Linked DNA regions of Homo sapiens: region 1 is linked to region 2. A link is a contact called in ENCODE Hi-C or POLR2A ChIA-PET data. All regions are on one chromosome and are shown on one strand. The core of a region is the stretch at or near the end of the contact, and the rest is flanking DNA. Distances in the headings are between cores, read along the strand shown. Region 1 holds the start of NEUROG2 (neurogenin 2). Region 2 overlaps ALPK1 (alpha kinase 1).

Region 1 (6,242 bases), core at 1,674-4,173, 210 kb before region 2:
CTTCCAGAATAGGAAGTGTGTAGTTTACCTTAATACAATTTTACCATTACTAAGCATCTGTGTAGGATATACTTAAATATGCATTATTAACTTATCACTCACAGACAGTATAGAAGGTTTGGATTTTGTCACAGGAAAACATGTGCCCTTTCAGTGAGTCATAAAAACATAAAATCCTGGGAGAATAAAAAAACTGGAGAGTCAGATGTCCAAATACTGTTAACAATCAACTAAAGAAATCCATTGTGTGTTTCACTGGCACTAAGCATCAAACCCAGCTTGATCTCATTGTTATTTGGGGTTATATGAGGCTCACCAAGTTTCCCTTTAAGTCTCTACTTCTACTTAACTGGATTCCAATTCTGTTCTTCCCCCAAATATATTTTATCATTAAATCAACCCAGCACTTCCTAGCTAAACCAAAAGTTTAAAGCAACGTGTCCAAAGACAGGTATCTCCACTGACACTAAAATAAATTTTCCTTTGTTTTCATTACATTAATCTATTTTGGCTTGTATTTCTTTGCAGGCAACTCCTGTGAAGCGATATAGATATCTAAAGACTGAAAAACCAAGGTTCCTCCTATCATTCAGGTATTTGTTTTTAAAAGTCTTGATCATTTCCTCAGAACCTAGCTTTCTTGTCCTTATATTTTATTCAAATTTACAAACAAATTCTGTGTCTGCTCCCACATGTTCCTTCAGTCCCTACTGGACTGGACACATCCACATCCTTGGCAGGTTTTCTTTTAGGAGGACTATGAGAAGAGTGTTTTCTTTTAGGGGGACTATGAGAAGAGTATTTTCTTGTTTCGTATCAGTGATAATTGCCCATAAATTAACGCTCATGTGTACAGCAACAAAGGTAAGCACTTCTAGCATAATTTTTGCTTGGTCAGACTTTTTATGAGGTTCTGATTCTGCAGGTTCATGATAGACAGAAACCCAAAGATATGTGAGAGGCAGGTGTTGTGTGCTAGAAACATTGAAAGTGTCTCTCTTTTCTTCTTTCATTTTCATTTCTGCACTTCTAACACATGAAATTTAGCTGTTCTAAAATAGTCGAGGAGGAAACTGGCAAATGATGCTTTTATATTTTGGGAATTTGCTTTAAAAAGGGAGAATATGAAAACACAAACATCAAAGAGCAAAGTGGAAATCATGATAGTTTTCAAGTAATTCCAAGACAGAAGGAAGTCTGAAGTTTGAAGAACTGCAATGGGTAATGCTCCTTTTCACAAGTTTCTAATTTTCATTTTCTTTACTTTGTGCCTTCCAATCCTCCTTGTTACCTCCCTGAAGAAAACATTAAACAAATTAAAGCCATGCCAAAATACTAACAGCTAATTTAACCACCCCGTCTTTGGAATACAGCTTGTTTCTAAGTCCTACAAACTGAGGGAGACAGAAACCAGAAGACAGCATTCTCTTTCCCTTCTACTCTTCCACTCCTAACACTCCAACTGTGCCTTGCCTAAAGTTAATTTGCAAAGGGGATCTCAAGGGACGCCACTCCGGTCTACTGAAGTCCGGATCCATCCCCATGTCGACAAGAGGGTGGGCATGAACGTGGGGAAAGTGGGGAGGGCTAACGAGCAATTGAGAACAAGTTTCCCCCGAGGTCCAGTAGCCCTTCAGCTCTTTTTTCTCATTGAAAAGCAGAATTGGGAAGATGGGCCCCTTGTCCCTACAACGCCCCCCAGCGCGGAGCAGAGGTCACAGAAATGTCAGCGCAGCGCATTTGCTTGCAGGAGCAGCAGCTCTGCCGCTCCTCCCGCTCGGTTCGCTGCCACCCACGCAGGAAGCCTCCTTGCTGTCCCTCCAGGCTATAAACTGGGTTAACCCCAGCAAAACCTGCATCAGTGCCCGGAGCCTCAGTTTCCTGTATGTAAAATGAGGGGGATCCTTTCAGCTCTAACATGTGAGTGATTTCATTCTCACATCCTCTAAAAGCTCATCAACTGCTCCCCTATCCGACCTCCCCTCCCAAGAGACGCCTGTTTGAATCCCCAGTGTCCTCTCCCTTCACTCTCCCACGCCAGTTTCGACGGACCCCAAACACACTTGTTCACGAGGTGTCCACATCTCTCCATCCACGCCATTCTCCTCCCCTAACCAAATGAATCCATTTTAAAATCGTTTACTATTTGATACAACCCCTAAGAGGCTTTGCCAAGAGACGCCCGGCAGCACCACAGGGCTAACTGCTTTCCCCGGGATTCTGACCCCCATTAACTAATTCCTAGTTCCCATCACCCGGGAGTTAGGAGGGCCGGCAGCGCCGGGTGCGGTGCCTGCGCGCGCGCCGGGCGGGGGGAGCCTCGGCGGCAGCGAGGACGAAGGCGGGGGCGGTAGCACGGGTCCCCCCATCCGCCCCCAGCGCTCGGGCCCCTAATGAGCTGCTGAAAGGGAGCGGGCTCCGGTGCGCGTGGCTCGCAGGCCTCCCGGAGTCCAGGGCGCCCTGATTGGCCAGCTGCGCCTCGCGACCTCCATTCATTAATAAATTAGCGGCACGCTCCAGCCGAGCGCGAGCCACCAATCACAATGGACAGCGGCGGCGACAACAGCCGCAGCTTGAGCCTCTGCGGCCGCTGCGGCTTCGCCAGCTCCGGCCGCAGCCCGGAGCTCCAACAGGAGCTTTAGAACCATTTTATGTTGATTAGATAAAGGGGGAAAAGAGAGGCGGGGGTGGTGGGAGGAGGAGGATGGATGGCAGGGCCAAGGGAGGGGGAAAGGCGGTGAAGAAAGAGGAAGAAATGAATGATGATAATGCAATGAAAAGAATAAGCCAGAGGAGGGAAAAGCGGGGGAGAAGGGGGGCAGGACTGACAGGAGGAGGAGGCGGTGGCGGGGGAGGAGGGGGCCCGGGGCAGATCTGATTGTTTTCTTGGTGGTATATAAGGGGTTTTAAGGAGAGTCGTGTGCCAGACACGCAGCCACTGAACCACAAGCAGCTTCGCGTTAACTGGAGTGCCTGGGAGTCGCGTGCCAGGAGCCGCACGGCCAGGGACTGACTGACAGACAGACACGCACCACCACCACAACACACGAGACCCGGGCGGGCCGCCGCCGCCGCCGCCGGGGCTCTTGGCAAACTCGCCGGTCGCAGAGGTCCCCCGCGGAGCTGCGCCACAGTAGCGCCGGGCTTGCAGCTTTCACGCCGGGCGAAGGACCCGGCGCTGCGCTCGCAGCTGCGCGGAGATTCCCGGCACAGGCCAAAGTCACAGCAACGCTGAGGCACAGTTAGAGCCAACTAAGTAAGTATTCGAGCCACCGCTTCCAACTACGCAGGTGGTTTCCCCGCACTCAGTCCAACCACACCCGCACGCCCTCTGCTCCGCGCAGAATCTTTGTCGCGGAGGCCGCAGTCCCTTCTCGGGGAGGGAACGCAGGACCGCCCGCGGAGGGCAGGACCCGGCTGACTGGCAGCAGGGTCACAGCGAGCGCTAGCGGCGCTCCTGACCTTGGTTAGCACTGCCTGGGTTTCTTCCTTCGCCTTCCTGCTCCGCGCCATTCGGAGCTGGTCTTCTCGGGTGCGCGCCGGAGCACGCCCCTGTGACACGAAGATCGCGCCTCTGTTTCTTTCCTTACACCTCACTGCCTTTTTCCCCTTTCTCTCTTCGGTAGGATGTTCGTCAAATCCGAGACCTTGGAGTTGAAGGAGGAAGAGGACGTGTTAGTGCTGCTCGGATCGGCCTCCCCCGCCTTGGCGGCCCTGACCCCGCTGTCATCCAGCGCCGACGAAGAAGAGGAGGAGGAGCCGGGCGCGTCAGGCGGGGCGCGTCGGCAGCGCGGGGCTGAGGCCGGGCAGGGGGCGCGGGGCGGCGTGGCTGCGGGTGCGGAGGGCTGCCGGCCCGCACGGCTGCTGGGTCTGGTACACGATTGCAAACGGCGCCCTTCCCGGGCGCGGGCCGTCTCCCGAGGCGCCAAGACGGCCGAGACGGTGCAGCGCATCAAGAAGACCCGTAGACTGAAGGCCAACAACCGCGAGCGAAACCGCATGCACAACCTCAACGCGGCACTGGACGCGCTGCGCGAGGTGCTCCCCACGTTCCCCGAGGACGCCAAGCTCACCAAGATCGAGACCCTGCGCTTCGCCCACAACTACATCTGGGCACTCACCGAGACCCTGCGCCTGGCGGATCACTGCGGGGGCGGCGGCGGGGGCCTGCCGGGGGCGCTCTTCTCCGAGGCAGTGTTGCTGAGCCCGGGAGGAGCCAGCGCCGCCCTGAGCAGCAGCGGAGACAGCCCCTCGCCCGCCTCCACGTGGAGTTGCACCAACAGCCCCGCGCCGTCCTCCTCCGTGTCCTCCAATTCCACCTCCCCCTACAGCTGCACTTTATCGCCCGCCAGCCCGGCCGGGTCAGACATGGACTATTGGCAGCCCCCACCTCCCGACAAGCACCGCTATGCACCTCACCTCCCCATAGCCAGGGATTGTATCTAGAGCTGCCATTTCTGCTACCCACGCCAGGCCTTAGTGGGTTCCCTTTCCTGTCCCCAGTCGAGCCCTCCTCCCTTCCCCTGCCCCTCCTTTCCACGCCCTGGAAACCATCTCACTTCACAGGGCAGGTGTAGCCTTTCTGATTCCTCGGTTGTTTCTTGCATTTCTTGGCTTTGGGTATCCTTCATTCAGACGGGCTCTGATTTACTGAAGGTGTGATGGAGCTTATTGTCAAAGCCAAGGGTGGCGTTTTGGGGGCGCTTCTTGAGACGAAAAAGACCCTGGGAAGAGATGATGGTGGCATATCTAAAGAGTTTGCAGAGCGGACTGACGCTCCTCCCCTTTCTCTTTAACGCCGAAGGACTTGGTGCAGTTCGTGTGAATCTCACAGGGGGAATGCAACTGGTTCCTGTGATCTCTTCACCTTTGCTTCTACATAGAGATGTTAATGTCGAGTAGAAAGAAATGTATCTTAGCATCTGAATGATTTTGCTGGTAATAATATTATCCACAGATTTGCAATGGCTGGCATCTGCTTTATTCCCATTGCTGTCTGCAGGCTGTGGGAATTTCACCTGTCAAACCAAACTTCCCTCTCTGATGTGCACTTTGTTCTGTTTCCCAGATTCGTCACAATGCCTATTGTCCTGTCCTTCTCTTTCCTTTTTCTTCCCCATTTTGCCATCTGTCTCTTATGATTTATAAGGGGAAAAAAACTTGTTTTGTTAGAGGGGCAGGTTAGAAGTCATTGTATAATTTGTAGGCTTTGTAATGATTGAATGCAAGCGTGGAAATTTAGGCTGAACTCTCTATCAAAAGGAAAAATGTGGAGGAAAAGGGAAAAATCAGGAGGGAGGATTGCCTCATGTATTATTTATTTCGACCTTTTAGGGGAGAAGGAACTCCCCCATTCTTTCAAGAGATTAAAAATAAATCAACAGTCTGAAAACCTAAGCAGACACGGAGCATTATCCGGATCAGCCACACACGTGTTCCCTTCTATTTATTATAAAGAAATTTTTCATGGGAAAATATGTATTTTTTGTATATTCTACAGAGTTTATTCTAGTATGTATTTACATCTTGAAGAACAAGAAAGTTGTTCTTGTGATTAAACTATAAATAAACTATCTAATTTTCATAAGTTTGTGTGTTGTATTCTACCTTTTTCTTGCTTATGTGATTTTTAGATGCCAAATGAGTTGTGTTTTTTTGAAATTCTTCCCATGTCAAATTGAATATAGTACTTGTATTTTTGGGCAATGCTTTGTGTAGAATATCACTAAGAAATCACAAAAAGCTGAATCATATTTGAGACACTAATATTGAAAATAAGAGTGTAACTTTCTATTTTTAAGATAAACACACAATTTATTTCTAAGAAATAAATTTCTGAGCAAACAAGATAAGCAAAAAAGGGGAGAAGAATTTAAATGATAATTAAGTCATGATAAGCTCCAAAGTTCAGAAAACCTTGATTTGAAAAAAAGTGAAGTTGAAATTTCTTGGTGGAGTGTGTAGAAATTTGTTTTTTGTGCAACTCGTTTGGCTTCAATTCTCATCTGTAAACTGAAGGGATTGGACATGACCTCCAAGGGTGCTCCCTTTCCAGCTCTAACATCTGTGATGTAACAGTACGTATAAATTCATTATTAGAAGCAGATTTCCTATTAGGCATTTTAACAAGCTAGTTGCTTTTAAAAGCAGACTCCCAGAATAAAGCAGATATTTAGAGTGAACTGGAATTGAAAATATATACAGAAATAGCTCCGCTTTCCCAATATTTGTTAAAGCAATTA
Region 2 (6,185 bases), core at 733-3,232:
GAAAACCACAATGAGGTACCATCTCACACCAGTTAGAATGGCAATCATTAAAAAGTCAGGAAACAACAGGTGCTGGAGAGGATGTGGAGAAATAGGAACACTTTTACACTGTTGGTGGGACTGTAAACTAGTTCAACCATTGTGGAAGACAGTGTGGCATTTTCTCAAGGATCTAGAACTAGAAATGCCATTTGACCCCGCCATCCCATTACTGGGTATATACCCAAAGGATTATAAATCATGCTGCTATAAAGACACATGCACACGTATGTTTATTGTGGCACTATTCACAATAGCAAAGACTTGGAACCAATCCAAGTGTCCATCAATGATAGACTGGATTAAGAAAATGTGGCACATATACACCATGGAATACTATGCAGCCATAAAAAAGGATGAGTTCATGTCCTTTATAGGGACCTGGATGAAGCTGGAAACCATCATTCTCAGCAAACTATCGCAAGGACAAAAAACCAAACACCCCATGTTCTCACTCATAGGTGGGAACTGAACAATGAGAACACTTGGACACAGGAAGGGGAACATCACACACCGGGGCTTGTAGTGGGGTTGGGGAATGGGGGAGGGATAGCATTAGGAGATATACCTAATGTAAATGACGAGTTAATGGGTGCAGCACACCAACACAGCACATGTATACATATATAACAAACCTGCATGTTGTGCACATGTACCCTAGAAACAAACCTGCATGTTGTGCACATGTACCCTAGAACTTAAAGTATGATTAAAAAAAAAAAAGATGTGGCTGGGGAAGCATGTCGCTGGGAGATCAAGAAGGCTATAAAGATATGTGCTCAGAAAAGGAGGCATCTGAACAGCATGATCTGATACAAATTGTTCAAAAACAGCCCTGCACCCAGACTAGAGACGGAGGAGATCACGGTATGGTGCAGGATGCTGATGGCCTGAACCAAGTGAGAATGGATCGATATGGTAGATTCAAAAGACATTCAGAGAATGGAATCAGTGTGACTTCAAAATTGATTAGCTATTGTTGATTAAATAAAAAAGACATCTAGGGTGACTTCAAAGTTTTTGGCTTGGCTGAATTTGGGGTGAATTTTAGTGCCAGATAGCAATATAAAAATTACTGGTGGAGGCAGTAAATGATGAATCCAATTTTGAAAATGTTAGAAGTGAGATGCCTGTGGAATACAGAGTAGAAATGGTAAGTAGGCATTTGGATAGGAGTCTAGACTCAGGGAGAGGAATGGCAGGGCCTTTAATATATTAGTGTTAAGTACATCCAAGGTGAACACACAGTAAGAGAGAAAGAGGGTAGAGAACAGAATCTAACATGTATAATGGGGCAGAGAAAGAGAATAGAGAAGTAAGAGCAGCCAGAGATGTGGGAGGAAGATCAGAAGATCAGATGTGGCAGGAAGATCACTCAAGGTGATATGGAAACCAAAGGAGGGAATTTAGAGAAAAAGTGTTAGTATCATAATAGTGTCATAATTTTAGAAAGAGAGACAGAGAAAATAAAGTCTAAAAAGCAGCCTTTGTGTTTGTCTCCTGGGAAGCCTCTGATACATGAATGTAAGTAAGTTCAGGGCAAATGCCAGATTGCAGGGAGGTAGAAGTAAAAGGTGAAGAAATGGAGCCGAGGAGTAGAGGCTTGTCTATGGAGGAATGTGGCTGAGAGGCACAGGAGAGAAAGGGAAGTAGACCAAGAGGGATGTAGCTGCAAAAAGGGGTTTGTTTGTTTGTTTGTTTGCTTGCTTTTTTCAGGATACTCACACTTAAGCATGCTTACTGCCGCAGCAGAGGGCTGAGAAGGCAGCGTCCTCCTGAAAGAGGAAAAAGGAAGGGGACAGACTCCAGTTGTAAGGATTGGTTTGCCTTGCCTTGGGGAGGCAGGACACACTTTTTACTGAAACAGACAGGAAAAAGGCAGAGGTGCTCTGGTTGCGTGAGGTTTTTAAGTAGAGGGCAGGGGAGGGGGAGGAAGGAAGTTGATGGAGTTACCTGCTTTTGGGCTGAGAGTAAGAAGTGAGGTGGCAGAACTGGAGCTTGAGGAGAATGAAAAACCTTCAGTAGAGTACCTGAGAGGAGTGGCCCGGGAAGCTGCCCATCAACAAGTAGAGGGATCTCCAGGTAGCACCAAGGGTCCAGCTGAGAGTGTGACCAAGAATTTTAGTGTCATTAATTGTGTGGAGTTTTCTCCAGAAGCCTTTAGGCTTTATCCTTTATTAAGCACTTACGATTGTGCTTAGTAATTATGCTTAAGGACTGAGGGGCCTGTGGGAACAGGTAAGTGATGGCTCAGAGGAATGGTGACTGGGAGAAATGAGGGCAGGGACCAGCACCTAGAGGTCTTGACAGATGGGCTAATGAAAGCAGAGATGAAGAAAGAGGGCTGTTTTTTAGGGAGTTGGATACTGAAGTATAAAATTTGAGAGCTAGACCCTGTCTCAGGGACTGTAAGCTCCAGGATGTGAATCTGAGAGTCAGTGGTGAGGGAGGAGAAGGGTTTTGGAGAGAGAGGTCATCGAGTGAAGGTTCAGTTGTCCACAAAGACACTGTAATTGGATGATGGGAGGATATGGGGTGAAAATGCATCTGTAAGTCGATAGCTCACTCAGGCTCTAAAATGTGAGCCTAGCCCAGGACGTAGAACTTGCAATGAGCCGTGATCACAATCACATCACTGCACTCCAGCCTGGGCAGCAGAGTGAGACCCTGTCAAATAAATAAATAAATAAGTAAATAAAATGTGAGACTGCTGATACAGAATATACGGTATCTTCTGTATCCCATGTATCAAATGCCCCAGAGGATTTCTCTTCCTACAAGTCTCTATCACAAGTGCTTGTTGAACATTCTGGTGAGAACATGTGCTTGGGAATAAGGTGATCAGAGGTCACTTTACTGAGTGAAAATATATTCAAGGGATGTGCCCCAAGAAGACCCCACAGAGAGCTAGAAAGAGCAGAAAGCTAGAAGGAGAGCCTAACCTTATCTACATAATGGTGCAGGAGTCTGTATAGCATGGAATTAACACAGTAAGGGCGCTTCTAACAGTTGCTGAGCTGCCCTGGCAAGCTGCGCCTTCAGAAGCCTAAACCAAGTTTCTCATGTCCCAAGGAAGAGGGTAGGTTTAGAGTAACAGGAAATCTGGGCTCAAAGGTCTTCAAATGTTGCTTATTGAGTAACCTGCAATCTTCAGAAGTGTATGTCAAACCTAATACATTAATATATCAAAAGAGATGTTACCACTTACAGTTTATTATCTTTCACAATAATTATTTGGGGCATGACCTCAGGGAAGAAAATTTCTCGGTAATGATATAGTTATCTTGGAAAATGATGACGGGCTGACCAGCAGTGTCCAAACTTTAATTAGAGCTGAAGTTACTGTGAAGAAATGCCAACTAAAAGGACACATGATGAGGTTCTAAATTTTTTTTTTGTAGAAAAAAAGGTAATTATGAATGGACAAGGCTTTTGCTGGCAATTCTGCAGATATTTTGGGTGCATATTATGCACTGATGGAGAATGCACCACAGTAACCAGATGTGCTGGGGTTAAGGTCAAAGCAGTGCTGGTGAGCCAATGACACAGTGCATTTTGAGGTGCAGTAGGAGTATATACAAAGACATGACAAAATTGAATATAAGTACAATATGTGCAGATATAAATTACTAAATCCAAAATATGGAAATCCATAAGAACAAGAAATGAGTTAAGAGGTTATTTGCACACAGGTCAGGCCAAATTTCCATTCCCCCTTCCCTGCCTTTTTTTTTTTTATCTTTAAGCCAAAAGAATTATTAGACTGAAGTAAAAGCTACAGTTGACAGAGAAGCAATCAACACAAGAAAAATGAACCAATAGTAAGTGTTTCAACTGGTATTTCCTTCTCTGTTCACTGACTCCGCTGCACCTGTTTGTTCCTAGCACTGAGACTCCGTCCTCTCTTCTTTCACATAGCTGGTTATTTGTATGCCAAATAAAAAGAAGGAAAAACTTTTATCTTCCAAAGCTGCATAGTTTTATTTACTATATATTATTAGCAATATAGTTCTATTTAATAAACTATATTTGTTTTCTCAAAAAAGATATAAGTATATTATATAATAATTTAAAAATTTTTTGTAAGAATATCATGTTATGTAGAAAGAAATAGAAGGAAGGGAAAGAATCTATCACTGTAAGACAACAATCACTTTTAGAATATTTCTGAATTTATATCTATACCATTTTATGTAAATACTTGCATGCATACAAGTTATTCAATCCTGAGTCTGTTTTTCACTTAGTATTTTCTGTGCTGGTACTATTTTTTATCCTATCATGTTTTATGGGTACAGTATCTTTTGCTTAACCTCCCCCTTTTATGAGAATGCTTGCAATTATTTGTTATTACGACTTTATGATGAACATGTTTGCGAATTTTTCCCTTGTCTAGAATTATTTCCCCCTTAGGATGGATTCCCAGAAATGAAATTATTGCATATAGCCATTGGCACATACTATGACCCATTAGTAGCCCTTGATCTAGATAATGTTTAAAGTCCCCCCTGGCCCCTGAGTTCAGAAGTTCAGTGAAACAAGCAGAATGAACCTGTAGTATTCAAGCTGAGACATTTCACCCTTTCTATCACTCTTATTTGAAAAAGTATTGGCTATCTTCTGCATCCCTTCAATTATATGATAATTTACGAGGAAATATAATAGTTTATTAGGCTACAGGTGTGATAAACGTTTGATAAAATATTTCTCTGTCAAATACTTTGTACATCTATACTTAGGAAATTGAACAGATTGCATTGTCAACTGAGCTCTGTAACCAAGGCCCAGTAAAATTCAAAGATACTGCACTGGCTAAGAAAATATCCACTTCTCAAATGCATTAGTGTAGCATGTCTGAAACTTTAGCCATTTGCATGCCATCTTCATAATTTTTGCCAAATCTGCAGATTACCTGTAATATTATTTATTTAATCATTTCCTTAAAATCAATAGTAAATTAGCTCAACTTCTTACTTAACACTTTCCTGAACAACAGTATTCATGAAATTCTAGGTTTTATAAGCAAATTATGTTAATTTATATTAAGCTAGCAAATAACTCAAAATTTTGAAGTTTAGACATGTACTGCCTAAAATCAGTAGCATGTATACCATACTTAGGAAAAGTTGTATTTGTATGTATCTGATATTTAAGTTATAATCATCTCTTCTTTTCTTCAGACATAGAAGAATGATAGCACCAGATAATATTCTTTCTTTTAAGTTTGTCTATCCCACAGTTCTCTATAAATAAAGCATATTACAACATTCTGCAAAAACAGTTGTCACCATCAATAACAAGAAACAAAGACTCCCCCATATAGAGAGGCAACAAATACAATACAAAATACAAAAAAAACAAAAATATGGAATATATTTTCACCAAAAGTTTAAATGCTCATTCCTTTAAGAGTTCTTCAATCCATAGATATTCAAAATTTCAAGAAAGAAAATCATTTACAATGAACAGCTTATGCCAAAAAGCCATCATTCTCTGCAATAGATTAGAGAATAATAAAAGCAATTCATGCCTTGTGTTCATGGGAAAGGGATCAGTAAAATTGTTTGGAATAGAAGGAGCCATGGAATTTCAGAAATATCTTGAAATGCACAAACTTATTCTTAAGGAAAACTTCAGGCTCTAAATCCAAACCTAGATCACATGGCACTTGCTGGGAGGTATTGTTACAGCTTAACACATCAGCAAAGCTCATCACAGTATTATTATATATGATAATGCCTAATATCCATCATAATTTACACATGCCTTTTCTTTACAGTTTAAAATAGATTTTGAAAAGTTTAAAGTAATTATTGGCTTCCTACTCATGCAGATAGAGATGCTATACAATTTTGGTGTCTTCTTGGCGGAAGAAATTTGAGAGATTCATCTCAGATTTAAAAGATCTTTGATATGGGGAATAAGTTATTTCTAAAATAAGTTTAAGTATTTTGTTTCTCTTGAGGCTTGAGGTTGATGGGGTGGGAAGGAGGTGGGAAGAGAGAAGTAAATTGTTTCGGTCAGCAGACAAGGACTGGACTTGACATTGGTTCTAGAGACTAGAGTGTATCCCAAGTGCATAAATTATACCCCAAATTAAATGGATATTGTTTCTTATAAGAGAATTAGTGGCACAAAGTAAAAAG

What was found. Hi-C counts contacts between places; a loop is a spot of excess contacts on that map. ChIA-PET counts read pairs that join two places held with the same protein, here RNA polymerase II (POLR2A). Pooled maps may share reads with other maps.
Region 1: a pooled map shows a loop between it and region 2 (2.3-fold over the local background). The contact joins the promoter of NEUROG2 here to the enhancer-like site in region 2. A Hi-C loop is called at or near these places in 12 of 37 single-sample maps with no recorded cell type and 9 of 50 pooled maps. POLR2A ChIA-PET finds 5 or more read pairs at or near these places in 3 of 52 experiments (GM10248, GM12878 and WTC11).

Annotation. Positions count from the first base shown.
Region 1 is chr4:112,512,861-112,519,102 of GRCh38, reverse strand. NEUROG2 (neurogenin 2) reads left to right here and starts at 2,923. Exons shown (of 2, transcript NM_024019.4): 1 at 2,923-3,256; 2 at 3,627-5,587. The coding sequence starts at 3,628. The coding sequence ends at 4,446. NEUROG2-AS1 (NEUROG2 and ZGRF1 antisense RNA 1) reads right to left here and starts at 3,724. Exons shown (of 4, transcript NR_161159.1): 1 at 3,463-3,724. It overlaps LOC124900760 (a long non-coding RNA gene), which reads right to left and starts at 2,298. Exons shown (of 2, transcript XR_007058231.1): 1 at 2,064-2,298; 2 at 1-1,295. RefSeq lists enhancers at 1,702-1,821, 1,922-2,021, 1,272-2,152, 4,852-4,991 and silencers at 2,162-2,441, 3,762-3,831, 4,092-4,291.
Region 2 is chr4:112,298,293-112,304,477 of GRCh38, reverse strand. The region is part of intron 1 of ALPK1 (alpha kinase 1); the gene reads right to left. Among named protein-coding and RNA genes, the nearest start is that of ALPK1, 4.0 kb to the right of the region's middle. Within about 2 kb of position 1,982, at least 2 of the 41 ENCODE cell types and tissues checked have a DNase peak (open chromatin) inside an H3K27ac peak, as active enhancers do.